2 separate regions of the Homo sapiens genome follow, and region 2 is linked to region 1. A link is a loop called in an ENCODE intact Hi-C map of the cell type or tissue named here. Cell type or tissue: endothelial cell of umbilical vein. All regions are shown on one strand. Links, peaks and the distances in the headings refer to the core of each region. The heading gives the core; the rest is flanking DNA. Region 1 overlaps ERI3 (ERI1 exoribonuclease family member 3). Region 2 overlaps SLC6A9 (solute carrier family 6 member 9).

Region 1 (8,940 bases), core at 422-8,421:
CTAGGGGAATGATGAAATTGGCTGAGAGAAAAGGTCAGGGTCAGGAATAACAGTTTCATTATCTGAGCAACTGGACATAGAGGCTGGCACTTGGGCACATTGTCACAAATCTTTGTGTTGGGATTAATGCCACTAACCTGTAGTGTTGGGGTTCCATCTCTGATCATTATCAGCTAAAAATCTTCAAAATGTTTGTCATGCTTCAGGTGCCCTGGCTGCAGAGTTGTGCCAACTTGGTGCAGATTGGGGCACCTCTCCCACTACTGGGCTGTTTGGGCCAGTATTTTGAGGTTCTGGGAAGTATGGAAGTACTGGCTGGGCAATATGGGATGGTAAGAAGTACCTCAGTGAGGTCCTTGCTGCTCTAATTTCTCAGAGAGTCTTTTCTCAGAAGCTTCTCTTTTGCATCCTCAGTAGCTCAAGTGAATATGCCAGTGTGTAGGCTCATTGTTAATAACAGCTCCTCATGTTGTGGAGGAAGGGCCCCTGCAAAGTCACGTTTTGAGACTGGTGCTTGAAACCACCTCTTCTTGGTCTTGGGGAGAAGGCTTGGCTGATGAGCTAGCATTATCAGAGATATGTTTATAATAGGCCCAATTTGATGTGTCCTGAGCCTTGGGTGTAGGCACCCTGGGAATTTCAGGGGCCTACCCCCCTCCTTTTTTTTTTTTTTGCGTGGATCCGAGTCTGGCTTGTTCTTCCTCTCTGGGAGCATGGCACTGAGTTTCAGCACGTAGTTGGCCCCATTTCCCTATGGGTGAGGAAGCTAACATCAGGAAAGTTTGAATATTGAGCTACAGTATTTGCTGTTATTTGCTGCAATGCGGAAACCCAAAGGCCAAGTTTCCAGAGAGTCTGCTGGGGATGTTGACTTGGTGCTGGTCAGAGTGGAAGCTGAAGCACATACTATTTTATAATAAATACTAATGAAATCCTAGATCTATAATAGCATTTCGGATATCTAAAACAAACCATGTGCTTGTAAAAAAGTGGAAAGAGATCAACTTTAAGCCATAAATTCTTGGTAATAGAGGGTTTTTTTCTATTAATGTTTGATAGATATTTTTATTTCCAGAGGAATGTCAACTCCTAATTTCATAATGTATCATGGGCTTAAGAAAATTGAATTTAATAAAAAGCCAAAGATGAATGGCATCCTTAAAGGTCCCAACACTTGTCTTTATTAGCAGGACAAACTGTAGGTCTCCAAACACTGCTGCTCTCCAAATGAAAGTTTAAATGAAAAGTACAGTTGTGTCACAGGTTAAATTTCATTGTGGGCCCAGCTAACATTGTTAGTGAGGAGCTGGCTGTATTTGTTTCCTTAGACACCAGGGCAGCCATACTCACCAGGCTATAGAGCTCTTTCTGTTGAGGAAGTGTTTCTTCTACTTAGGGGAAGAGGAAGGACACATCGGAAAAATCAGGAGTCAGATGAGCCTGATTCATGGGCAACACCTCAGAGTTGGCTCTTGGAATCCTGGATACCTGATTTTGCAGGGGGACCAATGTGTATTTTTTTGGTGTGTGTTCGATTTTGTTATTCAGTTCCAAACCCCCATTTACTCTGTATGTAATGCTTCTTGGGGAACAGAAGGTCCAGGGAATTGGGAAATGAGTGTCCCCCTCTCTTCACCTTGGAAGGAGAGGTATTACCTGGTCTAAGCAGCAGTCTGGGCCTCCCTTCTCTCCCCTCTGCCTCAGCCTTGCAGCCATTTTGCCCTTTCTATCTCTGGGAATAAGCTCCTGTCAGCTTCCTCATCTTTGGAGATCAGCCCACGGAGACAAGGCAACCACAATCTTTGAATCTCTCTGGCATGAAGTCTGACTGACTTGATTTGGTTTTCGGTCCTGATGTGTTGGATTGAAATAGATGCTTTAAAAACAAGCCCAATATTAGTGGGTATGTTTTGCCGGGAGGATACCTGGCTTTCCTGGGACATCAAGGAGATTGACCATTTCTCCTTGTGTTTTCCCACCCATCAATTTCCTAAGTGCAGTCAGGTGTCATCCGTTTCGTGTTGCTTCTCCAGGCTGTCTCTGGAGAGAACCACTTTACCTTGATTTTAATGATACTGGAAAGGTCTTCTCCAGAATGAAGGACCTGGGGAAGGGGTGCTGCTGGAGCTGACTATTAGGGTCACTGAATAGGCAGAGCCCCCTTCCTTTCTCTCTGCAGTGGAGGCCCTTTCCACATGCTAATTTTACTCAGAGAATTTTGCTTTTATTTATTTTTTTTATTATTTCCTATTTGTCTCTTCCAGATGTTTTCAGGGCAGTTTTTTTTTGTGTTGTAAACTAATTCCATTCATGTTTTAAAAATTTATGAAAGCGCTAATAAAAATGTCAAAGTGGTAAAAATGTTAGCTTTTCCTCTGCTTTGATTAAATTTTGCAAACTGTTTTTGAATATTAAAAAGCAATAATTTTTTTTATTCTCTCTCCTCGCTTTCCCTCTTCTCTCTGGTACGCACGTGCTCTCTTCTGCCCTCTCCCCACTCTGGTGCGTTCCTCCCTTCCCAGGAGCGATGTATGAGGCGTGCTGCACAGCCAGCGTTCTGCAAGCCTGTTTGCACACCAGGACCTTGGTGCTGTGCATCTCTATTAAATAGCGGAGACAAATTAATCTTAGAGACACCAAACAAATTGTCACTCCTTGTCCTTCTCTTCCATTATGTTTCAGTGGACTGGGAAAGGCTAGCTAAGCGATTGGGCTGGCGTTGTAGAGGTAGTGTGTGCTGCCTGAAAGGTGGGAGGCGCTAGCTCCTATTACTGTTACTCTTTTCTCCTTCTCTTTGGGATCCCCTTTGGCTTTATTTTTTATCTTTTTTTGAAAAATAAGAACTAATGAAGAAACTTACCAGCTTGGTTCAAACTTCATACAAGGAAATCTATGCATTGGTCTGATGGCTGGTTGTCTATATGGCAGGAGATCAGACCCATTTCAGGACAGGGACCTGGGCAAGAGAAAGAAGGGCGTATTCTTAGGGGCTCAAGTTAGCAAGCCTCTGCTAGAGAACCAGTTGGAGAAACTGGGGCAGATGATACCACTGTCTTCCTTCCCATTTCCAGAAACAATGGGGATGAGGGCTGTGTTCAGTCCCTGGAACCTATGAGGATATTAGCAGTGGGAAGGTTAGGATTGTAACTGCTGGTGCCGTCTCACTCAATCTTGGGTTTGGCCTGGCAGGAGCTAATGAACCCAAAACACTAATGAATCCAAAACACTCATTCTTTGTTGACTTGGAGCTACTGTTGGAAATGGTTGATTACAATAACTTATTTTTCCTTTTCTGTATCTTTGGCACTCCAGGAAATCATCGAGTTCCCCATCCTAAAGCTAAATGGCCGGACCATGGAGATTGAGTCTACCTTTCACATGTATGTCCAGCCTGTAGTCCATCCACAGCTTACCCCATTCTGTACAGAGGTAAGGGCCCTGGAAGTGGGCAGCAGGGGCTGCTGGGAGGGGAATTTTGGAATCCTTGGTGCTCTATATAGGCCACTTAGAGAAAGCATAGGGCTTATCAATCCTTAAGGCAAGTGCACACTAGACCTAGCAGTTAGGTTTTATGAAGTCTGCCACTCCACTCAGGTCACTGTTGTTACTGGGGACCCAGGGAGAGCAGTGGCTTAGTCTACCCCTGCTTCCCCAGCATCCCTTCCTGGTGACCGGCACTTGGAGACCAGGAGCAGAATGGCATTTCTGGGGTTCAAGTTCTTTCCAGTTCAGTTTTCCTTAGGGCCCCTTGGCAAGAGGTAAAGATTTCAGCCACTTGGAAGGCAGGGTTATGTTCAGGCCTTCTTAGCTTTCTGGCATTGTTACTCTGTCCTCCTGTAAAGTGGTCCTGTGTGAAGCGTAGGTTGAGTTTGTCGAAGGTACATTCTGTCACCGAGGGAAGAGAAGAGTGGTCTCAGTGAAGCATGAGACCTGGCTGGCCAAGGCTGAAATCTGCTTATCCTAGGTGGGTACTGTACTTGGCCTCCTTGTCAGCAGGTTAGTATTGGTTGCATTTTACAGATTGTGAAACTGGGCCTAACTGAGATTTTAATGATTGCTGGAGGCTCAAAAGAGCCATTGGCAGAGGGGAGGAGCCCCTGCAAGTTCTAACTCCCAGAACTGTGTGAAGTCTTCTGTGGCTACTTTTCCCTGTGACATGTCATGTAATGCACTCAGTGGTGGCCAACAGGCTGTGGTGCAATCAGGGGTTAAGAATGTGTGGTAGCAGGGGTGATGAGAATCTTTTAAGAGTCTGGGGCTGAGGTACATTAGAGACTTTGTGCCTTCATTTAGAGACCTATCTTCTACATGTGAATGAAATAGGTGAAAAAGGGTTCTTGAGTTATCCCAAACAGTCTCCTTGGTAAGAAGGCTGGGGATGAGCCTGTTTGACCCTGGTGGGCCCTGAGGCTGACTTAGCCCAGACAGGAGGTCTCGAGGTTGCTCCTGAATTCGATGCCAGTGTTTGCCAGCTGACCCAGGTGGGGCTTTTGTTGCAGGCATCCATCTGCCAAGGCGCCTAGCCTCTTAAGCCTTTTGTTATTCCAACTAATGATGTTGGGTTCTGGTTTTCGCCTTCCTCTGCCGGGGTTTCCCCTTTCCCCTGGGATTTACCTATACCACCAGGGGGCGCTAATCTGACTTTTCTGCCCTTTTTGAAAAATCACCATTTTAATGATGATGAAAATTCCCTTGCTTATGCGAAGGGAAGGAAAGACTTTCTTTAAGCCAGCCAGTTACCTGAGCCCTCCACTGGCCTTGAAAGGCTAATGTCCTCTTGTCCTTACGTAGACAGGCAGGCCCAAATTTTAGTAAGTTTGCTACCTGTTTAGGAATGTAACAGTATTCTGCTGGAGCTGGACCCTGGGCAGGAGTGGATGCTTGAGAGTATCGGAAGAAGAGGGACTTCTTTTAGAGTAAGGCTGCTGCTGCTACTTTTTGTGGGAATGGGAGGAGGGATTGTGAGACTATGATGAACAGTTTCTTCTCTCTAGAAAGCTTCACCCAAGGATGCACATACATAATTTGGAGGGGAGTAGGAGTGGTAGTTGGGATCTTTATTATGAAGGCTGTTCTAAAAGTGAAAATGTGGTTGTTCTGTAGGCACCGGGTCTGCCATTTTGTCTCAGGTTTCCAGAGCTCAAAACTCGCCATGATCTTGTCCATCCTTTTTTGGCCAGCCTCATATCTCTCTGCTTCATCTCCCACCTAGCTCCCCTCACCCAGAGGTTGCCCTCTTACAGTCTGTCTTTTCACATGATGGTCCTCCTGCCTGCACAGAGTTCCCACTCTCCCCGCCAACTCCTGCTTGACCTCCAGGACTCTGCTTAGGGTCACTTTCCCTGATCCCCAGATTGAGTTGTGCTTATTCCAACATAGAACTGATCAGATACTTTATACTATAATTATTTATCTGTCTTTTCACTAGACTATAAGTTCTTTGAGGGAAGAAACTAGACCTGATCCATCTCCATCCCATCATTAGGGTCTGCTACCAAGTAAACACTTGATACGTGTCCCTTAAATGAATGAATATTGTCAAGGAGTTATTTTCTGTCTCTCCCAAAAACAACTGTACTGCTGACTTGTTATTTTGAGTAAGTAAGTAAAGTCTTGTTTGGAAAACCTCAGATCATATATATTTTGCCCTGTCTCCATACCAGATGGAATTGTATCTCCGAGAGGCATAGACACAGGATGGGGGCTGTCATTCTGAAACCTCATCCAACCTGGCAGTTGGTGCCTTTTGCGGGTGGGGATGGAGGTCATTCCAACCAGAGAAAATCTCTCATTAGTAAGTGTGAGGAACAGTCCCAAACCTCCAGATTATACTTAAGTAGTTCCTCTGGCAGGATTTTCTCTCTTGTGCACAAGAAGTTCTTAACCCCAGTGTGTGTGTGTGTGTGTGTGTGCACGCACATGCGTATGACATGTGCACACACATGGGCACATGCTTGGGGAGAGAAGCAGGCTCAGTGCTGGACAGTAGGAAGAAGGATTCCAGTTTGAACAAGTCTCTAGCACACACAGAGAGACTCCTACTTTTACTGCTTCATATTAGGAATGTGTTAGTACCCTTCTTGAGGTCCCTTCTTAGTTTCAGTTGAGAGTCGGCCTGGAGACGTGGTTCTGACAGAGATAGGATGGGATGTGTTTCATTCCTTCCCGAGCCCTTTCCCTTTGACCTCTAGAATCTGCTCCAGTTCATCAAGTCTCTATCTCTAGCAGCTGGGCTGCTGCACAGTCCCTAACCATGTCTTCTTTTTGTTGTTGTTATCATGAAAAAAAAACTAGAGAAATACTCATTTTGCTAAGTGCCAGTAAAGGGCTTTGTCTTGCACCTGTACTTATAAAGGGTGAGATTTATTGGTCTCTTTGTCTGAAGAGAAAGAGTGGGTCTGATTATCAGATTGCACACCAGAGACAAGTGCTTATGTAATCAACAAACTGTCTTGGTGTCAGAATACGATTGTGTTGGAGATAAACTGTGAAAGGAGAAAGCACTGGATGCTGACATGCTATTGGCACTGAGTTTCCTGGGCTGCTTCCTGTAGTTGCTAGTGTTCTTGATGAAGCCAGCTCATTCCTGGACAAAGCCCTTGTGAGGGTAGGGGATCTCAGTAACCAGCCATGTTATCAGTCAGGGTCAAAAGCCCCTTGCCTTGTGGTTTCTGAGTCTGGAGAAGTGGGAGTTAATCTGTAATCCCTCATTGAAAGGAGCCACAGAGCACACATTAATTCTTCCTCTCACCTCTCCTGCTTTAAGTGGCTAAGGTCTCTGAGCTCTGTTTAGCCTGTGAGCCCTGGTTCTCAGCTTAGTAATACTTGGCTTTGCTCTAGTACCTTTCATTGTAAGGAGTGAAAGCTTTTTACAAACATGTATTAACCCAAGTGGGACTGGGCTTAAACTGTAACATGAAGGATTTAAGTTAGGCCTAAGATAGAACTTCCCAGTATTAATTTGATAAAATTGTCTCGTTCCCTCATAGCATCCTGTATAAACCTTACACGTGTCTTATAGGTCATTAGTATCAGGTAGAGGAACTAATTTTTACTTAAAAAAAAAAAAAAAAGATGGGGTCTCTCTATGTTGCATAAGCTGGTCTCAAATTCTTGGGCTCAAGCAGTCCTCCTGCCTTAGCCTCCCAAAGGGCTGGGATTGCAGGCTGAGCCACCATGCCCAGCCCAGAACTAACTTTAATTTCATCCCTTCTTTGTCCAGTGCCTTGGCAGAGCTGAAAAGGGGTGGTCCATCCTTGGAGGGATTAATACAGGAGCCTGAGGCCTTCCCTGAGAAGGCTTTGTCTAGCTGAGCCAACTGCTCAAGCCCCTGTGTCTCTGGGGGCTAAATGCAAATCCTTGAGGAGCTCAGCTGTGAGCCATGCTTTACTGAGCCACAAATGAAAATGGCTGTTGTCTGGGAAGCATGGTGAGAGAAGGAGCTGACCTCACTAGGCTCCTCCCAGGCTGATGATTCTAGGATCACTGAGCACTGGAGTGGAGTTTGTGAAAGCCCCAGGATGCTGGAGCTCCATTTCCCCAGCTCCAGGTGGGAGAGTTGGGTTTAGTCTGCAGTGAGGCATCCTGCAGCAGAACACCAGAGCAGCACCCTGGTTTTCCATTTTGGTGTAGTGATTTTCTTGCCCCACATCAGTGATTTTCCTGGGGCCCAGGGCAGGGGCTTATGGGGTACACACAGGTGCTGACCTAAGCCTTATCTCCAGGGAGGGAGGGCTCTTGGCAAGGGTGCATTGCTTTCCTGTGTGAGTGAGACTTTCTTTAAGCCCTTGGCATTCAGCTCATTTGAGAGACCCTTGGTGGGAGCCAAGAGAAGGAGTGGACCTAACCTTGCCGCCTGAAACTCAGACCAGACACAAGACTAACATTTGGACCCTGGAGCTTCCTAAGAAGTGAGAGTGGCTGTGGTCCGCCTTTTCCAGGATGGTCCTGATGTTGAGCCTCAGCTCCAGGCCTGAAGATGTGTCTAAGCCCTAGGCTTAACAGGAGAGAAGCTGGACCAGAATGGGCAGCGGTGGGCCTGTGGGTGTCTGTCACTAATCTGGGGTTGGTAATAAGCCTCCTCCTGACTCTCTTTGGCCCCTTCATGCCTGAGGCAAAACAGGGCAACTGCCTGCTCGGTTTGCGGCTCTGGAAGATGTAGAGGCTCTCGGTACTAGTTGGGGCTGGGTGTAGGAGGGGGCTGCTGAGAACATGTATTCCATGAGGGCAGAGTTTTTACATTTTTCTTCACTGCCGGATCTCTAGTTCCTGTAATGCGGCCCAGCCCGTAGTAGGCTTTCTATGAATAGTTGTTGACTAAATAAAAGGAGGAGTCCTTTGTACTCCAAGATTATTGAAGCTGCTGACTGAGGGCACTTCCCCACTCCCAGCCCCCCAGCCCTTAGCGGACCATCTTTTCTTCTCTTTGACTCAGGCCCTCCCTCTACTGGGCAGTTCTTTGGTCTTCCAGGCAAGGAAAGGGTGTGGAGGTGCCAGCCGGGTGGGCATGCTGTGGGTTAAAGCTTTGCAAAACAACAGTGTAGTTAATCTTTCTAATTTATTTTCCTTTTAGACCATGGGAAGTCTGTAGGCAGCAGCTGTTACCCAATTAAAATACAGATTAATATAAAAACAGTTTCTGGAATATAAAATAGAGTGGCTGTGTCCTTACACTTCCTTAAAATACCACCTAATAATGACTTGATGAACTACAGAAACCCACCTAGAGGAGCTCAGCGTTTTTAAAATGAAAATTTCTCCCTAAAAGGTGTATATTACCATTCCATGTAAGTCACCATGAGAAAATAACCTTCCCTTTTAGAGCCAGCAATTTCTGTGAGTTGGGTATTTGGTATTCATTAAGTGTAATTATAGTTTAATTGGAGTTTAATCTCCCCCCCCCCAACACACTTTAAAAAAAAGAAGTTTCCAAGCAAGTCT
Region 2 (8,940 bases), core at 507-8,506, 310 kb after region 1:
GTAGCAGCTCCTCAGGTGGGCTGTGCACCTGGCACTGGGTGCTGTGGGGCTGGTGAGGGAAGCTCTGCTTGGCGCCCTCTGGCAGCCACTACTCTCTGCTTCCCTCCTTTGCCAGGCCTGCCTGAAGCTCCTGCCAGCAGAGGGGAAGCCCGGGGAGGGGTGTTGGAGGGGCCACGGTTTCCCTGCTGGGGGAGGCCCAGAGGGTCAGGCATGGAGCACAAATGCCTTGCTGATGGTAGCTTCTCTCCTGTCCCCACAGAATGGTGCTGTGCCCAGCGAGGCCACCAAGAGGGACCAGAACCTCAAACGGGGCAACTGGGGCAACCAGATCGAGTTTGTACTGACGAGCGTGGGCTATGCCGTGGGCCTGGGCAATGTCTGGCGCTTCCCATACCTCTGCTATCGCAACGGGGGAGGTACCCAGTGGGCACAGGGCAGGGACCACCCACTTGGGTAGAGCCCACCCACCAGGGCCTGGGCCACCCTCTCCCTGGCACAGACCCACTCCAGATAAAGGCTGGCCTCTGGCCCTGGCCTCCTTCGCCCCCATCCCTGGCTTAGGCACCCTTTGCCTAAGGCAGGCCACCCCAGACCCTGGCAGTCTGTTGTTGGGGGCTGGCCCTGCCAGTTGGCCCCCTTTGAGGTGAGGAGAGGTGAGAAAAGGACCTAACCCCCCCCCCCCCCCGCCCACAAGGCTCCCTGTTCTATTCCCTGGGGTTCAGCAGCCCCCCTAAATGGTTCAGGGATGTTGAGGATCTCAGCAACTTATGCTTGTGAAATCGCTTGTTTAAACCATCAAATCCCACCCAAGTATGGAGGCTCTGGGACCTGGATTCCACTCCAAGCAGAATTCCTGAGAGCCTCTGTCAAGTTGAAAGACAGGCTGGGGGTGGTGTGCCTCAGCCCAGGCTCCTGCTCAAGCCTGGCACACTCCTCCCTGGGTCCTACCCAATCGCGAAGGTTTTGCTGTTGAGTTCTGAGCAGGAAGCCCAGGGTGAGATCCCTCCAAGCCCACTCCTGAGCCAGACCTCTCCCTGCCTACCAGGCGCCTTCATGTTCCCCTACTTCATCATGCTCATCTTCTGCGGGATCCCCCTCTTCTTCATGGAGCTCTCCTTCGGCCAGTTTGCAAGCCAGGGGTGCCTGGGGGTCTGGAGGATCAGCCCCATGTTCAAAGGTGAGGCCTGGGCGGGGCACTCGCTCACACATACACAAACACACAACGGCCTCTGAGGGCCGTGCCAACTCGCCCATCTGTACAAACATGGCTGACCTCTGTAGAGCCCTGATGCTGACCCCAAGCCCCACATCAACGGCCTAAGCCATGGATGCATGCTGGGACCCATGTTTACTTGGCTGCCACCCTCCCCTCCTACCACGTGTACACACAAAACTCCTTTGCGCCACCCCCCGCCAACTTACCCCTACCAAGACCTTGACCTGGCCTTCCTTTGGCCCTCCATCTCAGCCTGCCCCTTGGGCCCTTAGAAATTATTAACCTCGGGCCAGGCACAGTGGCTCACGCCTGTAATCCCAGCACTTTGGGAGGCCAAGGCAGGCAGATCACCTGAGGTCAGGAGTTTGAGACCAGCCTGACCAACATGGAGAAACCCCATCTTGGCCGGGCGCGGTGGCTTACCCCTGTAATCCCAGCACTTTGGGAGGCCAAGGCAGGCGGATCACAAGGTCAGGAGATCAAGACCATACTGGCTAATACGGTGAAACCCTGTCTCTACTAAAAATACAAAAACAAAATTAGCTTGGTGTGGTGGCAGGTGCCTGCAGTCCTAGCTACTCTGGGGGCTGAGGCGGGAGAATGGCGTGAACCCGGGAGGCAGAGCTTGTAGTGAGCCAAGATCATGCCACAGCACTCCAGCCTGGGCGACAGAGGGAGACTCCATGTCAAAAAAAAAAAAAAGGAAACCCCATCTCTACTAAAAATACAAAATTATCCAGATATGGTGGCGCATGCCTCTAATCCCAGCTACTCGGGAGGCTGAGGCAGGAGAATCGCTTGAACCTGGGAGGCGGAGGTTGCAGTGAGCCGAGATCGCGCCATTGCACTCCAGCCTGGGCAAGAAAAGCAAAAACTCCGTCTCAAAAAAAAAAAAAAAAAAAAAAAGGCCGGGCGCGGTGGCTCACGCCTGTAATCCCAGCACTTCGGGAGGCCGAGGCAGGCGGATCACGAGGTCAGGAGATCAAGACCATCCTGGCTAACACAGTGAAACCCCGTCTCTACTAAAAATACAAAAAAATTAGCCAGGCGTGGTGGTGGGCGCCTGTAGTCCCAGCTACTCGGTAGGTTGAGGCAGGAGAATGGCATGAACCCAGGAGGTGGAGCTTGCAGTGAGCCAAGATTCCGCCACTGCACTCCAGCCTGGGTGTCAGAGCCTGGGCAACAGAGCTAGACTCCATCTCAAAAAAAAAAAAAGAAAAGAAAAGAAAAAAAAGAAATTATTAACCTCACCTCCTCCTGCTGGATGCTGAGGCTCCTCCCCCCACCCCTCCCCTCCTGCAGGAGTGGGCTATGGTATGATGGTGGTGTCCACCTACATCGGCATCTACTACAATGTGGTCATCTGCATCGCCTTCTACTACTTCTTCTCGTCCATGACGCACGTGCTGCCCTGGGCCTACTGCAATAACCCCTGGAACACGCATGACTGCGCCGGTGTACTGGACGCCTCCAACCTCACCAATGGCTCTCGGCCAGCCGCCTTGCCCAGCAACCTCTCCCACCTGCTCAACCACAGCCTCCAGAGGACCAGCCCCAGCGAGGAGTACTGGAGGTGAGGCACCTGCAGGACCTGGGGTGGGGGGAACCTGGTGGCAACCCTGTCCCCACTGGGCAACCATCTGAAGACAAAGTAGGGTGCCTGCTGCAGGTTCAGCCCGCTGCTGGGCTGGGAGAGGGTAGAGGTGAGTGAAGAGTTTAGGAGAAGAGCCTGATGTACAGAAAGCAATGGAAGATGGAGGCCGGGCACGGTGGCTCATGCCTGTAATCCCAGCACTTTGGGAGGCCGAGGCGGGCAGATCACGAGGTCAGGAGATCGAGACCATCCTGGCTAACACGGTGAAACCCTGTCTCTACTAAAAATACAAAAAGAGAAAAGAATTAGCCGGGCGTGGTGGCAGGCACAGGAGAATGGCGTGAACCCGGGAGGCAGAGCTTGCAATGAGCTGAGATCGCGCCACTGCACTTCAGCCTGGGCGACAGAGCAAGACTCCATCTCAAAAAAAAAAAAAAAAGAAAGAAAGCAATGGAAGATGGAATGTTGAGTTGCAGGATCTTTACAGAGTAGCCGTGAGGAAGGCCGTCAGAAATCCAGCAAACCAGCCTTCAGAGGAGACTCAGGGGAAAGGGGGGCAGATCCTGGGGAGAAGAAGAGTGTGGGCAAAGGCTCTGTCCCAGATGAGCAGAGGCTGGCCCCAAAGCTGAAGGGAGCCTACTCTGATGAGAGTAACAGGTGTGGGGAGAATGCATGGGCTTCAGGTGGCCTAGGAAGTGGCACTGCCTTCATAAAGAACTTGCCAGGATTAGGCTTAGACTTGATGATGCAGAACAAAAGACGCCATGGAAGGTCTCTGAGCCGGGGGTGCCGTGATCAAGACATCCTGGCACATTTTGTTCAGAGGCGACAGAGACCAGAGTCTCAGGCCATCCTGCTGTGCCCTCCACCCACCAGTTGGAAATTCCCTGTGTCTTGCTGGGGAACCCCTGGGCAGAGGGCTTTGGGGGCATGCTGGCAGGCCTCCACCATTTATTCCACAACATTCACGCCTCTGCTCTGCCAGGCCCTGTGTCCCCATGGTAGGTATGAACAGCCCAGAGCCCCTGTCCTGAGGAGCTCACAGGGCAGTGGGGAGACAGATTGCTAATCACAGTAGGGCAAGTGCCTCGGTCCAGGTATGTGCAGGGGTGTCACAGAGACACAAAGAGGTAGTGCTTGGTGCTAAGGGGATGGGGCAAGACCAGGCAGTCAGAGCTTCCCAGAGAAGGGAGAGAGGAAAGTAGAGAGATTGGGAACCACATGAGCAGGTGAGCAGAGGCCAGAAGGAGGCAAACTGGAGCTGGGGTTGGGAGCAGGTGGGACGCTGAGTGACAAGACAGAAGAGGCCAGCAGGCATCATATAACACAGGGCCTCCCATGCCAGGCTAAGGGTTTGAGGCTTTTCTCCACATGTGATGGAAAGCCATGGCTGAAATGTACAAGGGTCTGAGGATACCGCAAGTCACCACAGGGCCTCTAAACCCAGGTCCAAGTACTCTGACCCTGAAGGACTCAGCTTCCCTGTGCCAACCTCTGGGCTGGGCTGTAGACACTCAAAGACAGGTAAGACAGGGCCACTATTCTCAAGGACCCAGAGCATAGAGAACACAGTTGCTGTCCCCCAGAGGGGCATGGGCAGACTCAGGCACTCAGTTACCAGACAGGTCATTTCATTTGTCTTTCATTTTTTAATTTTTAACATCCTAACATTTATTTTCTTTTTAAAAAATACACCTGGAACTGAATGGACAGATGATTTCTTTTTTTTTTTTTTTTTTTTTTTTGAGACAGAATCTCGCTCTGTTGCCCAGGCTGGAGTGCAGTGGCACGATCTCAGCTCACTGCAACCTCTGCCTCCCGGGGTAAGCGATTCTCCTGCCTCAGCCTCCCTAGTAGCTGGGATTACAAGCACCCGCCACCACGCCTGGCTTGTTTTTGTATTTTTAGTAGAGACAGGGTTTCAACATGTTGGCCGGGCTGGTCTCGAACTCCTGACCTCAGGTGATCCACCCACCTCGGCCTCCCAAAGTGCTGGGGTTACAGGCATGAGCCACCACACCCAGCTGATTTCTTGAGCACCTACTAGGTACCAGGTACTGTTCTCAGAGGGGAGAGAGGGCAGGGAGGCAGACATTGTCCTCACGGAGCTGCCGTCCGATGGGAGAACGAGCAGATATTGCTGAGTGAGGCGTTTTATTACATTTGAGGCATGATGTGGACTGGTCAACTTGATCTAGTCTGGGGTGATGAACCTTTCTGGAAGCTCCCAGAAACACAAAGCCTTGTGCAACCCCACCCCCAGATGCTCCAGTGGTGGTTGTCCCAGGGACTGACTGCCAGAGATTCCCAGCCCTGGGCCCACCCAGGGCAAAGCTCTAGAGATTTTATCCAGTAAAATCAGAGGGGAAGAGCCTTCAAAGAAATCTGGCTGGTGGAGCCGCTGCACTCTACTCCCCAGCGCGGGCTGGAGCCAGGCCTGCCTAACTGGCCACTGTCCCATGCGGGATACCTTCCCGGCAGCACGGCTCCCTGCTGCCCTCTCCTGGAGATCCAGGGAAATGGCCCTGAAGAGAGCAACCCAGGCTGGCTTCAGCAAGGGAGGAAAGGAAGCACCCTTATTGTTGAGCACCTACTAGGTGCCAGGCATGTTATCTAAGTAGATATTAGTATCCATATTTTCAGACTCAGAAACTGCCGTTTAGAGGTTAAGGAGCTAGGCAGCAGTCGCTGTATCAGAATCTGTGTGTGTTGCGCCCGTCTGGTGCTGCTGTTGCTGGGTGTGCCGGGGTGAATTAGGTGGGGGTGGCTGTGCAGGTGTTTAGTCCACACTCTCCAATGACCCTTTGGACAGCTGCGCGATCTCACTGGAGTGCCACAAAAACCCTGTTAGGTAGCTTGTGTAGGGATTTTAAAAATCACCATTTTACAAATGAGGGAAGCTAATCAAAAGTAAGATGAAGAGACTCTAAAGCGAGAGAAGCTCAAACGGCAGATTTCTGAGCCCATGTCTGCCTCTCACCCACTCACCCTTCTCACTCAGGGTCCTCCCCTCCCTCGCCACCCTCTTCACAATCTTGCCTTCCAGTCCCCTGTGCTGGTCTGATACCTGCTACTGGGTCCTAAACTCGTGACCAGGCCTTCTCACCTCTGCGGTCCCTGTGGGGCCCAGCTCCTGTCCCCCAGGGTCTTCATGGCAGCTCTGGAGTCACACAGACTCCTCCCAAATCCTGGCTCTGTCGCATATTAGCTGTGGCCTTGGGAGGTCGTTCACAGTCATTTGTCCATGAAATTGGGCAGTCGTGATACCTACCTGGTTTTAAAGACAAAATGAGATAATGCAGCCTAAATCACTAAGACTGCTGATAGGAGCTCAGGCAGCACAACCACAGCCCCTGTGGGACCTGTTCCTGAGGGTCCTGTTCTCAAGGCACTCACCACCTGGCCGGGGAAATAAGATTTGTCATGTGGAGACATTTTTAAAGCAACGCAGAGTAATTCTGGAGATGTCATGTGTCAAGAGGTCACTTGTAAATACGTTGGGTTCCAAATGTCCTTAGGCTGTTTGATCTCAAAAGCATGTGGTCCAAAACCAAAACCAAACAAAAAACAGAATATGATGCCCTAAAAATAAAGCTAGAATTCATCATTTGGTTTCCAGGCTAGCCTTTTAAACTCTTCAGTCCCTAACACTGTAACGCTATATTCTTGCAGTCAAAAATAATATAGGCCAGGTGCGGTGGCTCATGCCTGTAATCCCAGCACTTTGGGAGGCTGAGGCAGGAGGATTGCTTGAGCCCAGGCATTCGAGACCAGCCTGGGCAATATGGCGATACCATATCTCTACAAAAAATACAAAAATTAGTTGGGCATGGTGGTGCACACATGTAGTCCCATCTACTCGGGAGGCTGAGGTGGGAGGATCGATTGAGACTGGGAGGTCGAGGCTGCAGTGAGCCATGATTGTGCCATTGCACTCCAGCCTGGGCTATAGAGCAAGACCCTGTCTCAATAATAATAATATAAAACACTACCTGTTTAGCATATATGGTTAGACAAAGTATTAAAAAATCCTTCAGGCCAGGCGTGGTGGCTCACGCCTGTAATCCCAGCACTTTGGGAGGCTGAGGCAGGTGGGTCACCTGAGGTCAGGAGTTTGAGACCAGCCTGGCCAACATGGTGAAATCCCCATCTCTCCTAAAAATACAAAAATTAGCCCAGCGTATTGGTGCATACCTGTAATCCCAGCTACTCGGGAGGCTGAGGCAGGAGAATCGCTTGAACCTGGGAGACGGAGGTTGCAGTGAGCCCAGATCGCACGAATGCACTCCAGCCTGGGTGACAGAGCAAGACTGTGTCAAAAAAAAAAAAAATCCTTCAAACAAGAAATGGTTTCTTTACTTTGAATGCTGGTGCTGGAGGTAGAGCAGTTGTTCTTTGCCCTCTTCCCTGAGGGCTGGGGAGATGCCCCTGCAGGCCTGTATGCCCAGCACTTAGCACAGGCCCGGGCACGTAAATGTCTGATTGATCAAAAGATCACAGCTGGTATGACATAGGGTGCCAGATGGAGCCACCCAGAGGGGAGAAATTTGGGTCCAATCTTTTTTTTTTTTTTTTTTTTTTTTGAGATTGGACTTTTGCTTTGTTGCCCAGGCTAGAGTGCAGTGGCACAATCTCCACTCCCTGCAACCTCCACCTCCTGGGTTCAAGCAGTTCTCCTGCCTCAGCCTCCCGAGTAGCTGGGATTACAGGCACCCGCCATCATGGCCGGCTAATTTTTGTAGAGACGGGGTTTCACCATATTGGCCAGGCTGGTCTTGAACTCCTGACTTCAGGTGATCCACCCACCACGGCCTCCCAAAGTGCTGGGATTACAGGTGTGAGCCACCACACCCAGCCAGGGTCCAATCTTTACTGAGCATTCCACTGCTTCCCTCAATTTATCAGAGATAGAGCTAATTGGTGCACGTGAAATGCTCACTGGTGGCTTCCTGGAGGAGGTGACACCTGACAGAATGAGGAAAAGGCATTCCTGAAGGGAGAAGTGTGCAAACAAGGACCTGGGCTGAGCCCAACTGGGGACAAGGAGATCTCCTCGCCCAGGAACTAGGAAGACCACCCAAGCCTGGGGTGTGGCCTCCAGGAGCCCTTGAAGGGCCTGGGAAAGGCTGCAGAGCAGTGGACTGTGTTGGGCTCCCCAGGGGCTGCAGCAGGTGGAGGGGACTGGGCCGGCCAGGGCTGGGCCCCTGAAGTAGCTCCCATGTCACACAAGGTGGCTGCTGGGACCTCATGACAAAGGAGGGTACAGCCCGGGTGGGCCCTGGGCCTTGGGAATTTGTTGCTGGGCAGCGGCGGCTGGCCCTCAGTGACAGAGTCTCCCCTTCCCAGGCTGTACGTGCTGAAGCTGTCAGATGACATTGGGAACTTTGGGGAGGTGCGGCTGCCCCTCCTTGGCTGCCTCGGTGTCTCCTGGTTGGTCGTCTTCCTCTGCCTCATCCGAGGGGTCAAGTCTTCAGGGAAAGCAAGTACCCCTCCCCAGCAGGGTCTGTGCCCACCCAGAAAGACCCTGCCCCCTACCTGGGTTATGTGTGTATTGCAGGGAGGGGATGCTGAAGGGACTCCGGAGCCGGAGAGGGACCAGGGGGCTGGTGGTGATTAGGGAGCCAGGGTGGTGGTGCCCAGGGGAGGGGAGAGCCCAGAAGAGTCCATGGAGCCCTCTTGTGCCAGGTGGTGTACTTCACGGCCACGTTCCCCTACGTGGTGCTGACCATTCTGTTTGTCCGCGGAGTGACCCTGGAGGGAGCCTTTGACGGCATCATGTACTACCTAACCCCGCAGTGGGACAAGATCCTGGAGGCCAAGGTGGGAAGTGAGGGAAACCGGAAGGGGGCTGGGGAGGGGCCAGGGAGGTGCCTGCCTCTGCCCACAGCTCCTCACCCACCGGTCCTTCCCTGCAGGTGTGGGGTGATGCTGCCTCCCAGATCTTCTACTCACTGGGCTGCGCGTGGGGAGGCCTCATCACCATGGCTTCCTACAACAAGTTCCACAATAACTGTTACCGGTGAGTGCTCCCTGCTGGGCTGAGGCTGCCCCCTTCCTGCACTCTCTGCAGCCTGATCTCAGCTCCAGTGCAGCCATGGGCCCACGAGGCCTCCTTTCCCCTCATGATCTT

Evidence for each region. Hi-C counts contacts between places; a loop is a spot of excess contacts. Peaks named below come from ENCODE experiments on the same cell type or tissue, not always from the same donor. Only the 100,000 strongest peaks of a DNase experiment are listed, where the experiment ranks them.
Region 2: it touches region 1 in a loop (6-fold over the local background); 4 of 110 quality-filtered maps call a loop at or near these places.

The regions. Positions count from the first base shown.
Region 1 is chr1:44,314,117-44,323,056 of GRCh38, reverse strand. It overlaps ERI3 (ERI1 exoribonuclease family member 3), which reads left to right. Exons shown (of 9, transcript NM_024066.3): 4 at 3,313-3,429. Among named protein-coding and RNA genes, the nearest start is that of ERI3, 37 kb to the left of the region's middle. RefSeq lists an enhancer at 8,233-8,402. In endothelial cell of umbilical vein, for the core only: a CTCF peak has its summit at 4,621 (motif pointing right); no DNase peak of the experiment used is centred there.
Region 2 is chr1:44,002,202-44,011,141 of GRCh38, reverse strand. It overlaps SLC6A9 (solute carrier family 6 member 9), which reads left to right. Exons shown (of 14, transcript NM_001024845.3): 3 at 260-416; 4 at 1,046-1,177; 5 at 2,519-2,789; 6 at 8,157-8,289; 7 at 8,496-8,630; 8 at 8,726-8,829. Among named protein-coding and RNA genes, the nearest start is that of CCDC24, 15 kb to the right of the region's middle. RefSeq lists an enhancer at 1-528 and silencers at 5,366-5,425, 5,252-5,458. In endothelial cell of umbilical vein, for the core only: a CTCF peak has its summit at 5,318 (motif pointing left); a DNase peak (open chromatin) is centred at 5,301.